Regions from separate parts of the Homo sapiens genome. Here region 2 is linked to region 1. Evidence: read pairs that join two places in POLR2A ChIA-PET (ENCODE). Cell type or tissue: Panc1. All regions are shown on one strand. Links, peaks and the distances in the headings refer to the core of each region. The heading gives the core; the rest is flanking DNA.

What was found. ChIA-PET counts read pairs that join two places held together with the same protein. Peaks named below come from ENCODE experiments on the same cell type or tissue, not always from the same donor. Only the 100,000 strongest peaks of a DNase experiment are listed, where the experiment ranks them.
Region 2: POLR2A ChIA-PET joins it to region 1 with 15 read pairs; 2 of 35 experiments call an interaction of 5 or more read pairs at or near these places.

The regions. Positions count from the first base shown.
Region 1 is chr19:18,024,661-18,032,988 of GRCh38, forward strand. It overlaps the pseudogene CSP3. Among named protein-coding and RNA genes, the nearest start is that of ARRDC2, 21 kb to the left of the region's middle. In Panc1, for the core only: no CTCF peak of the experiment used is centred there; no DNase peak of the experiment used is centred there; H3K4me3 peaks cover 295 bases; H3K27ac peaks cover 3,033 bases.
Region 2 is chr19:17,911,966-17,920,293 of GRCh38, forward strand. No RefSeq gene overlaps it. Among named protein-coding and RNA genes, the nearest start is that of CCDC124, 17 kb to the right of the region's middle. RefSeq lists enhancers at 7,103-7,848, 7,849-8,328. In Panc1, for the core only: no CTCF peak of the experiment used is centred there; no DNase peak of the experiment used is centred there; H3K27ac peaks cover 226 bases.

The DNA of each region.
Region 1 (8,328 bases), core at 270-8,269:
AAAAGCACTGAGATTACAGACATGAGCAGTGGCCACTTTTTTTTTTTTGAGACAGTCTCACTCTATTGCCCAGACTGGAGTGCAGTGGTACAATCATATCTCACTGCAGCCTCGACCTCCCAAGCTCAAGTGGTCCTCCTCCTTCAGCCTCCCAACCATCTGGGACCACAGACACAAGCCACCATGCCCGGCTAACTTTTTTTTTTTTTTTTGAGATGGAGTCTCACTCTGTCACCCAGGCTGGAGTGCAGTGGCAAGATCTCGGCTCCCTGCAACCTCTGCCTCCCAGGTTCAAGTGATTCTCCTGCCTCAGCCTCCAGAGTAGCTGGGATTACAGGCATGCACCACCACATCTGGCCAATTTTTTATATTTTTGGTAGAGACGGGGTTTCACCATGTTGGCCAGGCTGGTCTCAAACTCTTGGAGTGATCATCCTGCCTCAGTTTCCCAAAGTGCTGGGATTACAGGCGTGAGCCACCATGCCTGTAATTTTATTTTTTTTATTATTTTTATTTTTGTAGAGAAACATAGGTTTCCCTATGTTTCCAGGGCTGATCTCAAAATGAGATCCTCCTGCCTCGGCTTCCCAAAGTACTGGGATTATAGGAGTGAGCCACCATGCCTGGTCTACAACAGGTTCATTGTCACCTCAGGGCCTTTTATTTTTTTTTTCTTTTTTTTGAGACAGAGTTTTGCTCTTGTTGCCCAGGCTGGAGTGCAATGGCACAATCTTGGCTCACCACAACCTCTGCCTCCAGGGTTCAAGCGATTCTCCTGCCTCAGCCTCCCAAGTAGCTAGGATTACAGGCATGCGCCACCACTCCCGGCTAATTTTGTATTTTTAGTAGAGATGGTTGTTCTCCATGTTGGTCAGGCTGGTCTCGAACTCCTGACCTCAGGTGATCTGCCCGCCTCGGCCTCCCAAAGTGCTGGGATTACAGGTGTGAGCCACCACGCCCGGCACCTCAGGGCCTTTCTACGTGTTGTTCTTTCTGCCCAGATAGCTCTTCCTCTCGCTCATTACAAAGCCTGCACGTTCTCTTCCTGAAGATGTCAGTTTAAGCATCCACTCCTTAGAGACCTTTCCACCTCTTCTTGTTTCTTGTTTTTTTGTTTTAATTTTTTGACAAGAGTCTTGCAGGCTGGAGTGCAGTGGCGTGATCTTGGCTCACTGCAGCGTCTGCCTCCCAGGTTCAAGCAATTCTCCTGCCTCAGCCTCCCCAAGTAGCTGGGACTACAGGCATGTGCCACCACAGCCAGCTAATTTTTGTGGTGGTGTTTTTTTTTTTTTTCCCGAGACGGAGTGTTGCTCTGTCGCCCAGGCTGGAGTGCTGCTCTGTCGCCCAGGCTGGAGTGCAGTGGCACAATCTCGGCTCACTGCAAGCTCCGCCTCCCGGGTTCACGCCATTGTCCGGCCTCAGCCTCCCGAGTAGCTGGGACTACAGGCACCCGCCACCACACCCGGCTAATTTTTTGTATTTTTTTGTAGAGACAGGGTTTCACCGTGTTAGCCAGGATGGTCTCAATCTCCTGACCTCGTGATCTGCCCGCCTCGGTCTCCCAAAGTGCTGGGATTACAGGCGTGAGCCACCGCGCCCAGCCTAATTTTTGTGTTTTTAGTAGAGACGGGGTTTCAACATGTTGGCCAGGCTGGTCTTGAACTCCTGACCTCCAGTGATCCACCCACCTCAGCCTCCCAAAGTGCTAGGATTACAGGTGTGAACCACTGTGCTTGGCTCCTTTCACCTCTTTCACAAAAGCTGCCCTATTCTCCCTCTCAGTTCCTTCCAATTCCTTGCTTTGCCTTTCTCACAGTTTGTGATTACAATGTATTGACAGGTTCACGGCCTGTCTTCCACCTCCCCTCGGTACTGGGAGCTCCAAGAGGGCGGGTCATAGCATGCAGTAGGTGCTCAATAAATTTACTGGCTGGGTGTGGTGGCTCATGCCTGTATAAAGCACTTTGGGAGGCTGAGATGGGAGGATCCCTTGAGGCCAGGACTTTGAGACCAGCCTGAGCAACATGGTGAAGCCCCATCTCTACTAAAAATAAAAATAAAAAAAATTAGCCAGGCATGGTGGCACACACCTGTAGTCCTAGCTACTGGGGAGACTGAGGTGGGAGGATTGTTTGAGCCCAGGAGGTTGAGGCTGCAGTGAGCCGTGATTGCACCACTGCACTCCAGCAGAATGGGACCCTATCTCTAAAATAAATAAATAATATAAAAATAAATGCAGTATGCTAAATGAGAGTGCCTGCACAAGATGCAGAGAGCCAGGAATGGGGAGGTGGAAGACAAGGGCCCTCCCTCAGTAGCTGCTCAATTAGTGTATGATGGATTAATGAAGCTCAGAGTAAGACCTTGACCCACTGGTCCTGGACTCCTAAAGAGGAGTCTTCTGGCCTCATCCCTAGCCTCCTGGCCCCAGATCACACTGTGTGAGCAGCCCCTGGAGCCTGCTTGGCAGGGGAGGAACAGAAGTCCCTGCTCAGTTATTTGCACACTGGCTTCTCCCACGAAGTCCTAACATCGCAACTTCAAGTGCCCTTTCCTTTCAGACCCCAGGCCTGGAAAGGTCTTTATTTTGGCCACCTCAGCCCATTGCATGGAAGGGATATCCAAGGTCAGAAGCAATCCCGTCCCTGTGTCCAGGTTGAGCATGTCCCTCCTCTGCTCACACACCCTCCGTGGCTCCCTATTACCCTCAGGAGAAAGTCCAGCTCCTCAGCTCAGCAGTCACAGTCCAGCCTGAGTGTGGCAAGATCATTTTTCCTTTGTCTAATTCTCAGTCACTCTTTGGGTCTCATCTTGGTTATGTTTCCCAGTATTGACCATTGACACAGTCCCAGGACACACTAACTGCTGTCAGAAACCAAATGTTCATTGCATTAATCTTGTCAGAACATCAGGCTGAATACGACTTTTATTGTTGTTGTTAAGAGACTGTGTCTGGCTCTTTCACCCAGGCTGGAGTACAGTGGTGCAATCATGGTTCACTGCAGCCTCAACCTCCGGGCTCAAGCGATCCTCCCACCTTAGCCTCCCGAGTAGCTGGGACTACGCACACTACCACACTCAGCTAATTTATTTATTTTTTATAGAGATGAGGTCTCACTCTGTCGCCCAAGTTGGAGTGCAGTGGTACAGTCATGGCTCACGCAGCCTCGACCTCTGGGCTCATGCGATCCTCCTACCTCAGTCTCCTGAGTAGCTGGGACTACAGGCACACAGCACCACACCTGGCTAAGTTTTTTTTTTTTTAATTTTTTGTAGAGACAGGTCTCACCATGTTGACCAGCCTGGTCTCGAACTCCTGGACTCAAACGATTCCTCCCCACTCTGCCTCCCAACGTGTTGGATTACAGGCATGAGCCGCCACGCCCATTAGGATATGACTTTTTTTGTTTGTTGTTTTGTTTTTTGAGACGGAGTTTCGCTCTTGTTGCCCAGGCTGGAGTGCAATGGCACGATCTCAGCTCACTGCAACCTCCGCCTCCTGGGTTCAAGTGATTCTCCTGTCTCAGCCTCCCTAGTAGCTGGGATTACAGGCATGTGCCACCACACCCATCTAATTTTGTATTTATTTTTAATAGAGATGGGGTTTCTCCATGTTGATCAGGCTGGTCTCAAAGTCCCGACCTTGGCCTCCCAAAGTGCTGGGATTACAGGCGTGAGCCACCATGCCCGGTCTAGGATATGACTTTTACAGAGTAAAAAGACTCACAGTTTGCATTGCATGTGACCACTGTGGACCATTGACTATTAACAGAGTATTAAATTCAATATAAAGAACAGTGACTGCCCAAGAGCTTAGATCAGGAATAGGCAAACATTTTCTATAAAGGGCCAGATAGGAAATATTTGAAGCTTTGCCGGCTACACAGTCTCTTTTGCAATTACTCTACGCTGCGGCTGTTTGAAAGCATTCATATACACAAATAAGTGAGCATGGCTGTATCCCAGGAAAACTTTGTTCATGGACACTCAAGTGTGAATTTCATGTAATTTTCACATGTCATCAAATAGTCTTCCTCTGGTAGTTTTTCAGTCATTTTAAAATGTAGGCCAGGTATGGTGGTTCTTGCCTGTAATCCCAGTGCTTGGGGAAGCTGAAGTGAGAGGACCGTTTGAGGCCAGGAGTTCAAGACCAGCCTGGGCAACATAGGGAGACCCCCTCCTCCATCCTTACAAAAAGTTTTAAAAATTAGCTGGGATGCCTGTAGTCTCAGCTATTCAGTAGGCTGAGGTGGGAGGATCACTTAAGCCTGGGAGTTCGAAGCTGCAGTGAGCTATGATCCCGCCACTGCATTCTAGCTTGGGTGACTGAGAGAGATCTTGTCTCTAAAAAAAAGGAGGGAGCCAGGGCCGGTCATGGAGACCATCCTGGCCAACATGGTGAAACCCTGTCTCCACTGAAAATACAAGAAAGAAAGTAAAAAAAAAAAAAAACCCAAACTAGCTGGGCGTGGTGGCAGGCGCCTATAATCCCAGCTACTCGGGAGGGTGAGGCAGGAGAATCGCTTGAACCCAGGAGGTGGAGGTTGCAGTGAACCGAGATGAAGGCACTGCATTCCAGCCTGGGGGATAAGAGTGAAACCCATCTCAAAAAAAAAAAAAAAAAAAGGAGCCAGGAGCGGTGGCTCACACCTATAATCCCAGCAGCACTTTGGGAGGCTGGGGCAGGCGGATCACTTGAGACCAGGAGTTCTAGACCAGCCTGGCCAACATGGTGAAACCCTGTCTCTACTAAAAATACAGTAATTATCTGGGTGTGGTCCCAGCTACTCGGGAGGCTGAGGTGGGAGATTAGCTTGAACCTGGGAGGCAGAGGTTGCAGTGAGCCGAGATTACGCTGCTGCATTCCAGCCTGGGCGACAGAGTGAGACTCTGTCTCAAAAAAAAAAAAAAAAAAAAAAACGGAAAAAAAATTGAATACTGTTTTGGGGTCATGGTTAAAGCTGAAGTTTACCAACCCCTGATGGGTCATAAGTGTCATGATTTGTGTTTACAGAGTATCAGAACTTTGTTTAAAGTTACCAGCTGATAAAATATGAGGACAGGTTTATGGCTAACAGGGTTTCATCATTGACAGATAGCAAGTATCAGGATTAGTCTTTTTTCACAAAGTATCAGAACACAGCAAGCTCTGATGGCTAATCAGGTGTCAGAACCTGGGTTTAAGTCCAACCCTGCCTTGGGGCCCACGGCACCGCGGTAACCACCAACTACTGTCCACTCTCAGGATACTGTTTACTAAGTATCGAGTGACAGGCTGATGGCAAAGTATCGGGTCATGGATGTCACACTGTGAGTTGGGCACTGTGACAGCGTCTCTAGATGCCAGCTGTTTACAGTGACAGGAGACTGGCTGTTTACAGGGGATGAGTCAGCCCCACTTCCAGATACCCAAGTCCAGATGGCGGGTAGGATTGGCACCTCTCCAGGTGTTTACAGGGTACTGAGGTCCTGGCAAGCTGGGCTTCTCTCCTGCGGCCACCTCTAGCCAGGGTGGGGAATGAGTCCCCTGAAGGCTGTGGGACCCATGATCCTGGTTAGATTCTCCTTCTGCTTGTCCCTGGCTGTGCTGCCTCAGGCACATTACTTAACCTTTCTGGGCCTCTGCCACCTCATCTGTAAAATGGGCATGATGGTGAAGCCAGGTTGCCAGATAAAATATAGGCTACTCAGCTAAATGTGAAGTTCAGATCAATATTGAATTTGGTTTTACTGTAAGTATATCCCATGCAACATTTGGGATATACTTATACTAAAAAAAAATTATTCATTGATGCTATGGTTTGAATGGTCCCCCAAAGTTCATATGTTTGAAACTTAATCCTCAAAGCAGTCCTTTCAACCTTGTCAACCTGTCGGCGCGGCCTCTGGTGCAGTGGCGGCGGCTCCTGTTCCTGCCGCAGCTCTCTCCCCTTCTTACCTCCCCACCAGATCCCGGAGATCGCCCGCCATGGCTTTACTTACTGCGGCCGCCCGGCTCTTGGGAACCAAGAATGCATCTTGTCTTGTTCTTGCAGCCCAGCATGCCAGTGCTTCCTCCATGAATTTGAAAGACATATTGGCTGACCTCATACCTAAGGAGCAGGCCAGAATTAAGACCTTCAGGCAGCAACATGGCAAGAAGGTGGTGGGCCAAATCACTGTGGACATGATGTATGGTGGCATGAGAGGCATGAAGGGATTGGTCTATGAAACATCAGTTCTTGATCCTGATGAGGGCATCCGTTTCTGAGGCTTTAGTATCCCTGAATGCCAGAAACTGCTACCCAAGGCTAAGGGTGGGGAAGAACCCCTGCCTGAGGGCTTATTTTGGCTGCTGGTAACTGGATGTATCCCAACAGAGGAACAGGTATCTTGGCTCTCAAAAGAGTGGGCAAAGAGGGCAGCTCTGCCTTCCCATGTGGTCACCATGCTGGACAACTTTCCCACCAATCTACACCCCATGTCTCAGCTCAGTGCAGCTGTTACAGCCCTCAACAGTGAAAGTAACTTTGCCCAAGCATATGCACGGGGTATCAGCCGAACCAAGTACTGGGAGTTGATTTATGAAGACTCTGTGGATCTAATCACAAAGCTACCTTGTGTCGCAGCAAAGATCTACCGAAATCTCTATGGAGAAGGCAGTGGTATTGGGGCCATTGACTCTAACCTGGACTGGTCTCACAGTTTCACCAACATGTTAGGCTATACTGATCATCAGTTCCCTGAGCTCATGCACCTGTACCTCACTATCCACAGTGACCATGAGGGCGGCAATGTAAGTGCCCATACCAGCCACTTGGTGGGCAGTGGCCTTTCAGACCCTTACCTGTCCTTTGCAGCAGCCATGAACGGGCTGGCAGGGCCTCTCCATGGACTGGCAAATCAGGAAGTGCTTGTCTGGCTAACACAGCTGCAGAAGGAAGTTGGCAAAGATGTGTCAGATGAGAAGTTATGAGACTACATCTGGAACACACTCAACTCAGGACGGGCTGTTCCAGGCTATGGCCATGCAGTACTAAGGAAGACTGATCCACGATATACCTGTCAGCGAGAGTTTGCTCTGAAACACCTGCCTAATGACCCCATGTTTAAGTTGGTTGCTCAGCTATGCAAGATTGTGCCCAATGTCCTCTTAGAGCAGGGTAAGGCCAAGAATCCTTGGCCCAATGTAGATGCTCACAGTGGGGTGCTGCTCCAGTATTATGGCATGATGGAGATGAATTACTACACAGTCCTGTTTGGGGTGTCACGAGCATTGGGTGTACTGGCACAGCTCATCTGGAGCCGAGCCTTAGGCTTCCCTCTAGAAAGGCCCAAGTCCATGAGCACAGAGGGTCTGATGAAGTTTGTGGACTCTAAGTCAGGGTAAAACTGGAGACTGGGGGAAAGTGACTACCAGAAAGTGAGGAAGCCTAAATAAAAAGTATACTTTTGTTTCAGGGGGCCTTTAAAGACTTAAGATTAAATTATATCTGAGGCACTGATAATATGTTTGAGGTTAAAATATAAATTAAGACTTTAAAAGATGAAAAATGGTCCCTTCTTCCCTAATCAGCTCCTTTCCCCTGCCTGGTATGAGTTGCCCATCACAGGCATGGTCCTGGAGGATGACCAGGACTAATGCATGTGGTATGAGTAGGTTTGGCCCCCTCACTATCTCTAGAGTGAGAATCTGGCTCCTGTTTCCATGGCTCAAAGCCGGTTGCAGAGAATCTGCAGTCACTTCGGAGCTTTAGCTTCTTCTCTGCCAAGCCCTCAATAAGCCAGCAAACCAGGACTCTGCCCCTTCTGTTTCCATAGGAATCATGTTGGATAGTCAGCTGTACCAAGCCCCTTGGCCTTCCCATGCACACAAACACCTCCTAGCAAGACCTGTTGGTTAGCTGGACATGCTTTGGCAATTTTTTTATACTGCCAAGTGACCATAAAGGCATGGCATTTGTTGTGACTGGCACCCAATGTTTGATTTTTTTTTTAAACTATCCAATTAAAATTAAGGTCTGGGAGTGTTCTGTTTCCCATTACTTTAATACTCACCCCCCTCCCAGACTTTCTACACCTGTTTCACCTCAGGCTGAGGATGTTCTGGACCTCCCCCTCTTAGTCCCTACTAGAGACCTCTCAACAGATCTGTGGGCCCAGTCATTGGGTTTTATCAGTGCTTAATGTGAACTAAGTTTTTTACTTCCAACAGAATACAAGCCACTACCTTCTGACCTCCCCACCCCCCACCAACCCCCAGCTTTTAATATGCTGTGGGGCATAGAACAGGGACTCCGGAATGACCAGCATGATATTTTCAGAGTCTTGTCCCTGGGGTATTAGCAC
Region 2 (8,328 bases), core at 61-8,060, 110 kb before region 1:
GCCTCAAACTCTCAGGCTCAATCAATCCTCCCACCTCAGCCTCCCGAGTAGCTGGGACTATAGGCACACACCACCATGCCCAGCTAATTTTTTATCTTTTGTAGAGACAGCAACTCACTAAGTTGCCCAGGCTGGTCTTGAACTCCTGGGCTGAAGCAATCCTCCTGCTTCAGCCTCCCAAAGTGCTGGGATTATAGGCATGAGCCACCACACCCAGCCCCATGCCCTGTTTTTCACTGGTGCATATTTTCTACCAGAAATGAGAGTTTTAGGTATGAATGAAGACTAGTCTGTGTGAAAACCTGTAATTGTGCTTTTGAAAAAAGATCTCCAGGTCTTCACAAAACTTTTTATTCCCTGAGGATGCCCCACTGCAAACGCCTGTGAAGCTGGAGTGCCAGACACTGAGGCCTGAGGCTGGGGGACACAGAGGCTACCAGCTTGCTTGGACCTCCTCAATCTGTCAAAGAAACTGGCTTGGGGACCACTGGAGGACCCAAATCTCCCTCTTCTCTGGGCAGTGGGTCTTGTGCATGCTGGCCTTGGACCTACTGAAGGCCCTTCCAGCCCCAGTGCTATTCTCTGAATTCATGGGGAGCAGAGGTGTTGGGACTGAGTCCTGTTGGAGACTCCAGAAACACTGACGTTTCTTGTTTGGTCCTGGGGTTAGGTAACGACGGCTGTTTCTTTTTTTCTTTCTTTCTTTCTTTTTTTTTTTTTTTTTTTTGAGGTGGAGTCTTGCTCTGTCACACGGGCTAGAATACAGTGGTGTGATCTTGGCTCACTGCAACCTCCACCCCCTGGGTTCAAGCGATTCTCCTGCCTCAGCCTCTCGAGTAACTGGGATTACAGGCATGCACCACTACCCCCAGCTAATTTTGTATTTTTAGTAGAGATGGGATTTCTCCATGTTGGTCAGGTTAATCTCAAACTCCTGAGCTCAGGTGATCCACCCACCTCGGCCTCCCAAAGTGCTGGGATTACAGGTGTGAGCCACCACACCTGGCCAGCAATTTATTTTTAGTCAGTTGTGGACTATCCTGGGTGGCTCCTGCCTAGATTATTCTAAGAATTTCTTTTTTCTTTTTTTTTTATTTTAAGACAAGGTCTTACTCTGTCGCCCAGGCTGGAGTGCAGTGATGTGATCTTGGCTCATTGCAACCTCCACCTCCCCAGTTCAAGCAATTCTCCTGCCTCAGCCTCCCAAGTAGCTGGGATTACAGGCACCTGCCACCGTACCCAGCTAAGTTTTGTATTTTTAGTAGGGACGGCATTTCACCATGGTGGCCAGGCTGGTCTTGAACTGCTCATCTCAGGTGATCCACCCACCTCGGCCTCCCAAAGTGCTGGGATTACATGCTTGAACCACCGGCGCCTGGCCTATTCTAAGAATTTCACCATTTGGACAGCTATTAGCCAGCTTTGGTTGGTCATGTGGGTCCCCACTGCATTCAACTCAGTCCTAGCCTGATCTTCAGTTTCCAACAATATCATAATATCATTGAGATAGTGTATTATTACACTTAAGATCTGCACCAAGTCCAAATCCCACTTCTGACACCAAAAGTAAAAAGAAAACATAAATTAATTTTTTTTTCTGCTCACACATCACTCAACACAACATTCCTTTCTTTTCTTTTTTCTTTTTTGAGACGGAGTCTCATTCTGTCACCCAGGCTGTAGTGCAATGGCGTGATCTCTGCTCACTGCAACCTTCTGCCTCCCGGGTTCAAACGATTCGCCTACCTCGGCCTCCCGTGTAGCTGGGACTACAGGTATGCACCACCATGCCCAGCTAACTTTTGTATTTTTAGTAGAGATGGAGTTTCACCATGTTGCCCAGGCTGGTCTCGAACTCCTGACCTCAGGTGATCTGCCAGCCTCAGACTCCCAAAGTGCTGGGATTACAGGCATGAGCCACTGTGCCCAGCCTTAACACAACATTTCTGACACCAGATGTATGGGAACTTTTCCAAACGTCAAGTAATTCTCCAGCAGACACCAGCTGGGTGGGGTTTTTTGTTTGATTTTTTTGTCTTTTTATTTTTTTAGGTGGGTGTTTTTAAATTCAATTCAGTTCAGAAGCTATCTACCTGAAGATAGTATCAGATCCCATAGGTTAAGGGCTCAGTCCCACAAGATGGTCCCTACTGCAGATGCCATCTGCAAACAGTAGGTTTTCACCTGTACTTCTAATGCACTGGCTGTAAATCAAGACTCCCTTAGGCTGGGCACAGAGTCCCCTCCTGTAATCCCAGCACTTTGGGAGGCCAAGGTGGGAAGATCACTTGAGCTCAGGAGTTTGAGACCAGCCTGGGCAACATGGTGAAACCCCATCTTTACAAAAAATACAAAAAATTAGCTGGGCATAGTGGTGTGCACCTGTGGTCCCAGTTACTTAGGAGGCTGAAATGGGAGAATCGCTTGAGCCCAGGAGGTGGAGGTTGCCGTGAGCCAAGATCGCATCATTGCACTCCAGGCTGGGCAACAGAGCAAGACCCCATCTTAAAAAAAAATGGTGGCTGGCCGCAGTGGCTCATGGTTGTAATCCCAGCACTTTGGGAGGCCAAGGTGGGCAGATCACCTGAGGTCAGGAGTTCAAGACCCGTCTCTACTAAAAATACAAAAATTAGCTGGGTGTGGTGGCATGTGCCTGTAATCCCAGCTACTCAGGAGGCTGAGACAGAAGAATCACTTGAACCCAGGAGGCGGAGGTTGCAGTGAGCCGAGATTGCACCATTGCACTCCAGCCTGGGCAACAAGAGTGAAAATGTCATCTCAAAAACATTTTTTTAAGTACTATTTTTTTAAAGAAGTGGGGGTGGCCAGGTGCAGTGGTTCACACCTGTAATCCCAGCACTTTGGGAGGCCAAGGTGGGAGAATCAGTCAAGCTCAGGAATTCAAGACCAGATAGCACAACATGGTGAAACCCTATCTCTACAAAAAAATACAAAAAAATAGCCAGCTGTTGGAGGCACACACCTGAGGTCCCTGCTACATAGGAGGCTGAGGTGGGAGGATTGCTTGAGCCTGGGAGATGGACACTGCAGTGAGCCAAGATCACCCCAGCACTCCAGCCTCGGTGATAGAACAAGACCCTGCTAAAAAAAAAAAAAAAAAAAAAAAAAGGTGGCTAGGCACAGTGGCTCATGCCTGTAATCTCAGCACTTTGGGAGGCTGAGGCAGGTGATCACCTGAGGTCAGGAGTTTGAGACCAGCCTGGCCAACATAGTGAAACCCCGTCTCTACTAAAAAAAAACTTAGCCGGGCATGGTGGCACACATCTGTAATCCCAGCTACCTGGGAGGCTGAGGCAGGAGAATTGCTTGAACCCAAGAGGTGGAGGTTGCAGTGAGCCAAGATTGCGCCATTGCACTCCGCCCTGGGCAAAAAGAGTGAAACTCCATCTCAAAAAAAGAAAAAGAAAACAATAATACTCACACCTGTAATCCCAGCACTTTGGGAGCCTGAAGCGGGCGGATCACCTGAAGTCAGGAGTTCAAGACCAGCCTGACCAACATGGAGAAATCTCGTCTCTACCAAAAATACACAATTAGCCGGGTGTGGTGGCACATGCCTGTAATCCCAGCTACTCAGGAGGCTGAGGCAGGAGAGTCGCTTGAACCTGGGAGGTGGAGGTTGCAGTGAGCCAAGATTGCACCACTGTATTCCAGCCTGGGCAACAAGAGCGAAACTCCATCTCAAAATAATAATAATAATAAAAAAAGATTCAGGTGAACAGCCAGATGAGGAGATACCTAGAGCAGGGTCTGGAGGGAGACAGGAGCTTCTGCCTCCATGGAGTGGGGTCCACCACCCTTCTGGTATGTGGAAGTGTTTACCAATGTGGAAGCTCTTCAAACTCCGTAGTTGAGGGATTTTTATGGAAGCTTTATTATGAAGCCATGATCGATTATTAACTCCATTTCCAGCCCCTCTTCCCTCTCCAGAGAAAGGGGGTGAGGCTGAAAGCTCCAGGCTTGTAATCATGGCTTGGTCTTCTTGGTCCCCAACCCAGGAACCTCCCAAGCGTCACCTCATTAGAACAAAAGACACTCCTGTCACCCAGGAAATCCCAAGGAAATTTGGAACTCTGCGTCAGATGTTCCCATCAGACTACATCAGATTACAAAGTTCTCAGGAGCTCTGTGTCAGGAACTGGGACAAAGACCAAATATTTATCTTACCATAAATCACAATACCAGCCAGGCACAGTGACTCACACCTGTAATCTCAGCACTTTGGGAGGCTGAGGTGGGTGGATCACCTGAGGTCAGGAGTTTGAGACCAGTCTGGCCAACATGCAGAAACCCCGTCTCTACTAAAAATACAGAAATTACCTGGGCTTGGTAGTGCACACCTGTAATCCTAGCTACTCCCGAGGCTGAGGCATGAGAATCGCTTGAACCTGGGAATGGGAGCTTGCAGTGAGCCGAGATCCCACCACTGCACTCCAGCCTGGGCAACAGGCTGCCTAAAAACAAAACAAAACAAAAAAGTGTGCCCTTGGCTGGAGGTGTGGCCAGAGTAAAGACCCCAGCCTCAGTTGCTGGTGGGGAAGGTCATGTTTGATATAGGGAAAGAGGCACCAGATTGGCAGCTATCAGAACAAAGGGAAAACACACCCAAGGTGAACAAAGGCTGCAGGGAGCCCACAGATTGCAGTTTACTGGGGAGAAATGTCAAGTTCAGAAAGCAAACAGAGGCTTTGTGTCTCTGAGGGGCTTGGTTGCACGTTAACGCCCGGTTCCTGCCCCAGCCCACCCTGGCCCAGCCATCCTGCACGGAAGCACAGGCTGTTTGCTGAATTCAATCCTTGCCTAAACATTTGTTTATTTGAGACAAGATGCCTGCGGGGGCCTCATGGCCAGGTCAGAGCTCACAGCTGGGGCAGAGGAGGAGAGGCTGCAGAAGGCTGGACCTGTAGGTTTGTCTCCAACTCTGAGACTCCAGGCGGGGAGTCCTGGGGTCAGAGCATGGACAGGGCTCATAGTGTTGGGTCACAGACTCAAGACTCTCCAGGTTTCCTCATAAAAAGGAAGGAAACAGCCGTGCGCAGTGGCTCACGCCTGTAATCCCAGCACTTTGGGAGGCAGAGGCAGGCAGATCACTTGACGTCAGGAGTTTGAGACCAGTCTGGCCAACAAGGCAAAACCCCATCTCTACAAAAAAAAAAAAAAAAAAAAAAACACAAAAATTAGCCAGGTGTGGTGGCACGCACCTGTAATCCCAGCTACTCAGGAGGCTGAGGCACAAGAATCACTTGAACCTGGAAGGTGGAGGTTAAAGTGAGCTGAGATCCCACCACTGCACTCCAGCCTGGGCAACAGAGTAAGACTGTCTCAAAAAAAAAAAAAAGAGAGAGAGAGAAAATCTAATGCCTGATGATCTGTTACTGTCTCCCATCACTCCCAGATGGGACTATCTAGTTGCAGAAAATAAAGCTCAGGGCTCCCACTGATTCTACATTATGGTCAGTTGTATTATTACAATGTAATAATAACAGAAATAGGCCAGGTGCAGTGGCTCATGCCTGTAATCCCAGCACTTTGGGAGGCCAAGGCAGGTGGATCACGAGGTCAGAAGTTCGAGACTAGCCTGGCCAATATGGTGAAACCCCGTCTCCACTAAAAATACAAAAATGGCTCCCTCTCCCTCTCCCCACCATCTCCCTCTCCCTCTCTCCACGGTCTCCCTCTGATGCCGAGCTGAAGCTGGACGGTACTGCTGCCTGATTCTCCTGCCTCAGCCTGCCGACTGCCTGCGATTGCAGGCGCGCGCCGCCACGCCTGACTGGTTTTCGTATTTTTTTTGGTGGAGACGGGGTTTCGCTGTGTTGGCTGGGCTGGTCTCCAGCTCCTAACCGCGAGTGATCTGCCAGCCTCGGCATCCTGAAGTGCCGGGATTGCAGACAGAGTCTCGTTCACTCCGTGCTCAATGGTGCCCAGGCTGGAGTGCAGTGGCGTGATCTCGGCTCGCTACAACCTTCACCTCCCAGCAGCCTGCCTTGGCCTCCCAAAGTGCCGAGATTGCAGCCTCTGCCCGGCCGCCACCCCGTCTGGGAAGTGAGGAGCGTCTCTGCCCGGCCGCCCATCGTCTGGGATGTGAGAAGCCCCTCTGCCTGGCTACCCAGTCTGGAAAGTGAGGAGCGTCTCTGCCCAGCCGCCATCCCATCTAGGAAGTGAGGAGCGCCTCTTCCCGGCCGCCATCCCATATGGGAAGTGAGGAGCGTCTCTGCCCGGCCCCCCATCGTCTGAGATGTGGGGAGCACCTCTGCCCTGCCGCCCCGTCCGGGATGTGAGGAGCGTCTCTGCCCGGCCGCCCCATCTGAGAAGTGGGGAGACCCTCTGCCTGGCAACCGCCCCGTCTGAGAAGTGAGGAGCCCCTCCGCCCGGCAACCGCCCCGTCTGAGAAGTGAGAAGCCCCTCCGCCCAGCAGCCACCCCGTCTGGGAAGTGAGGAGCATCTCCGCCCGGCAGCCACCTCGTCCGGCAGGGAGGTGGGGGGGTCAGCCCCCCGCCCGGCCAGCCGCCCCGTCCGGGAGGGAGGTGGGGGGGGTCAGCCCCCCACCTGGCCAGCCGCCCCGTCCGGGAGGTGAGGGGCGCCTCTGCCCGGCCGCCCCTACTGGGAAGTGAGGAGCCCCTCTGCCCAGCCAGCCGCCCCGTCCAGGAGGGAGGTGGGGGGTCAGCCCCCCGCCCGGCCAGCCGCTCCGTCCGGGAGGGAGGTGGGGGGGTCAGCCCCCCACCCGGCTAGCCGCCCCGTCTGGGAAGTGAGGGGCGCCTCTGCCCGGCCGCCCCTACTGGGAAGTGAGGAGCCCCTCTGCCCGGCCAGCCGCCCCGTCCGGGAGGGAGGTGGGGGGGTCAGCCCCCCGCCCGGCCAGCTGCCCCATCTGGGAGGGAGATGGGGGGTCAGCCCCCGTCCCGGCCAGCCGCCCCGTTCGGGAGGTGAGGGGCGCCTCTGCCCGGCCGCCCCTACTGGGAAGTGAGGAGCCCCTCTGCCCGGCCACCACCCCGTCTGGGAGGTGTACCCAACAGCTCATTGAGAACGGGCCATGATGACAATGGCGGTTTTGTGGAATAGAAAAGGGGGGAAAGGTGGGGAAAAGATTGAGAAATCGGATGGTTGCCGTGTCTGTGTAGAAAGAGGTAGACATGGGAGACTTTTCATTTTGTTCTGTACTAAGAAAAATTCTTCTGCCTTGGGATCCTGTTGATCTGTGACCTTACCCCCAACCCTGTGCTATCTGAAACACGTGCTGTATCCACTCAGGGTTGAATGGATTAAGGGCGGTGCAAGATGTGCTTTGTTAAACAGATGCTTGAAGGCAGCATGCTCGTTAAGAGTCATCACCACTCCCTAATCTCAAGTACCCAGGAACGCAAACACTGCGGAAGGCCACAGGGTCCTCTGCCTAGGAAAACCAGAGACCTTTGTTCACTTGTTTATCTGCTGACCTTCCCTCCACTATTGTCCTGTGACTCTGCCAAATCCCCTTCTGTGAGAAACACCCAAGAATGATCAATTAAAAAATAAAAAAAAATAAAAAATAAAATACAAAAATGAGCTGGGCAGGGTGGCGGGCGCCTATAATCCTGGCTACTTGGGAGGCTGAGGCAGGAGAATCGCTTGAACCTGGGAGGCAGAGGTTGCAGTGAACCAAGATCGCAAATTTCCCTCCAGCCTGGTCAACAAGAGCGAAACTCTGTCTCGAAAAAACATATATATAATAATACTAAAGTGCACAGTAAATGTAATCTGCTTGAAACATTCTGAAACCATTCCCCTCCCTGCCTCCTGAGTAGCTGGGACTACAGGCACATGCAGCACACCCAGCTCATTTAAAAAAAAAATGATTTTTTTTTTTTTTTGGTAGAGATGGGGCTTTACTATGTTGTCCATGCTAGTCTTGAACTCCTAGCCTCAAGGGATCCTCCTGCCTTGGCCTCAGAAAGCACTGGATTCCAGGCCATAAGCCACCACTGTTTTTTTTTTTTTTTTTTTTGAGACGGAGTCTCACTCTGTCACCCAGGCTGGAGTGCAGTGGTGCGATCTCAGCTCACTGCAAACTCTGCTTCCTGGGTTGAAGCAATTCTCCTGCCTCAGCCTCCTGAGTAGCTGGAATAACAGGCATGCACCACTAATTTTTTGTATTTTTAGCAGAAACGGGGTTTCATCATGTTGGTCAGGCTGGCCTCAAACTCCTGACCTCAAGTGATCTGCCTGCCCTGGCCTCCCAAAGTGCTGGGATTACAAGTGTGAGCCACCACCGCCAGCCCTTTTGCTTATTTATCTAGCATTAAGAAATCCAGAACGAGGTAGCTTCACAAG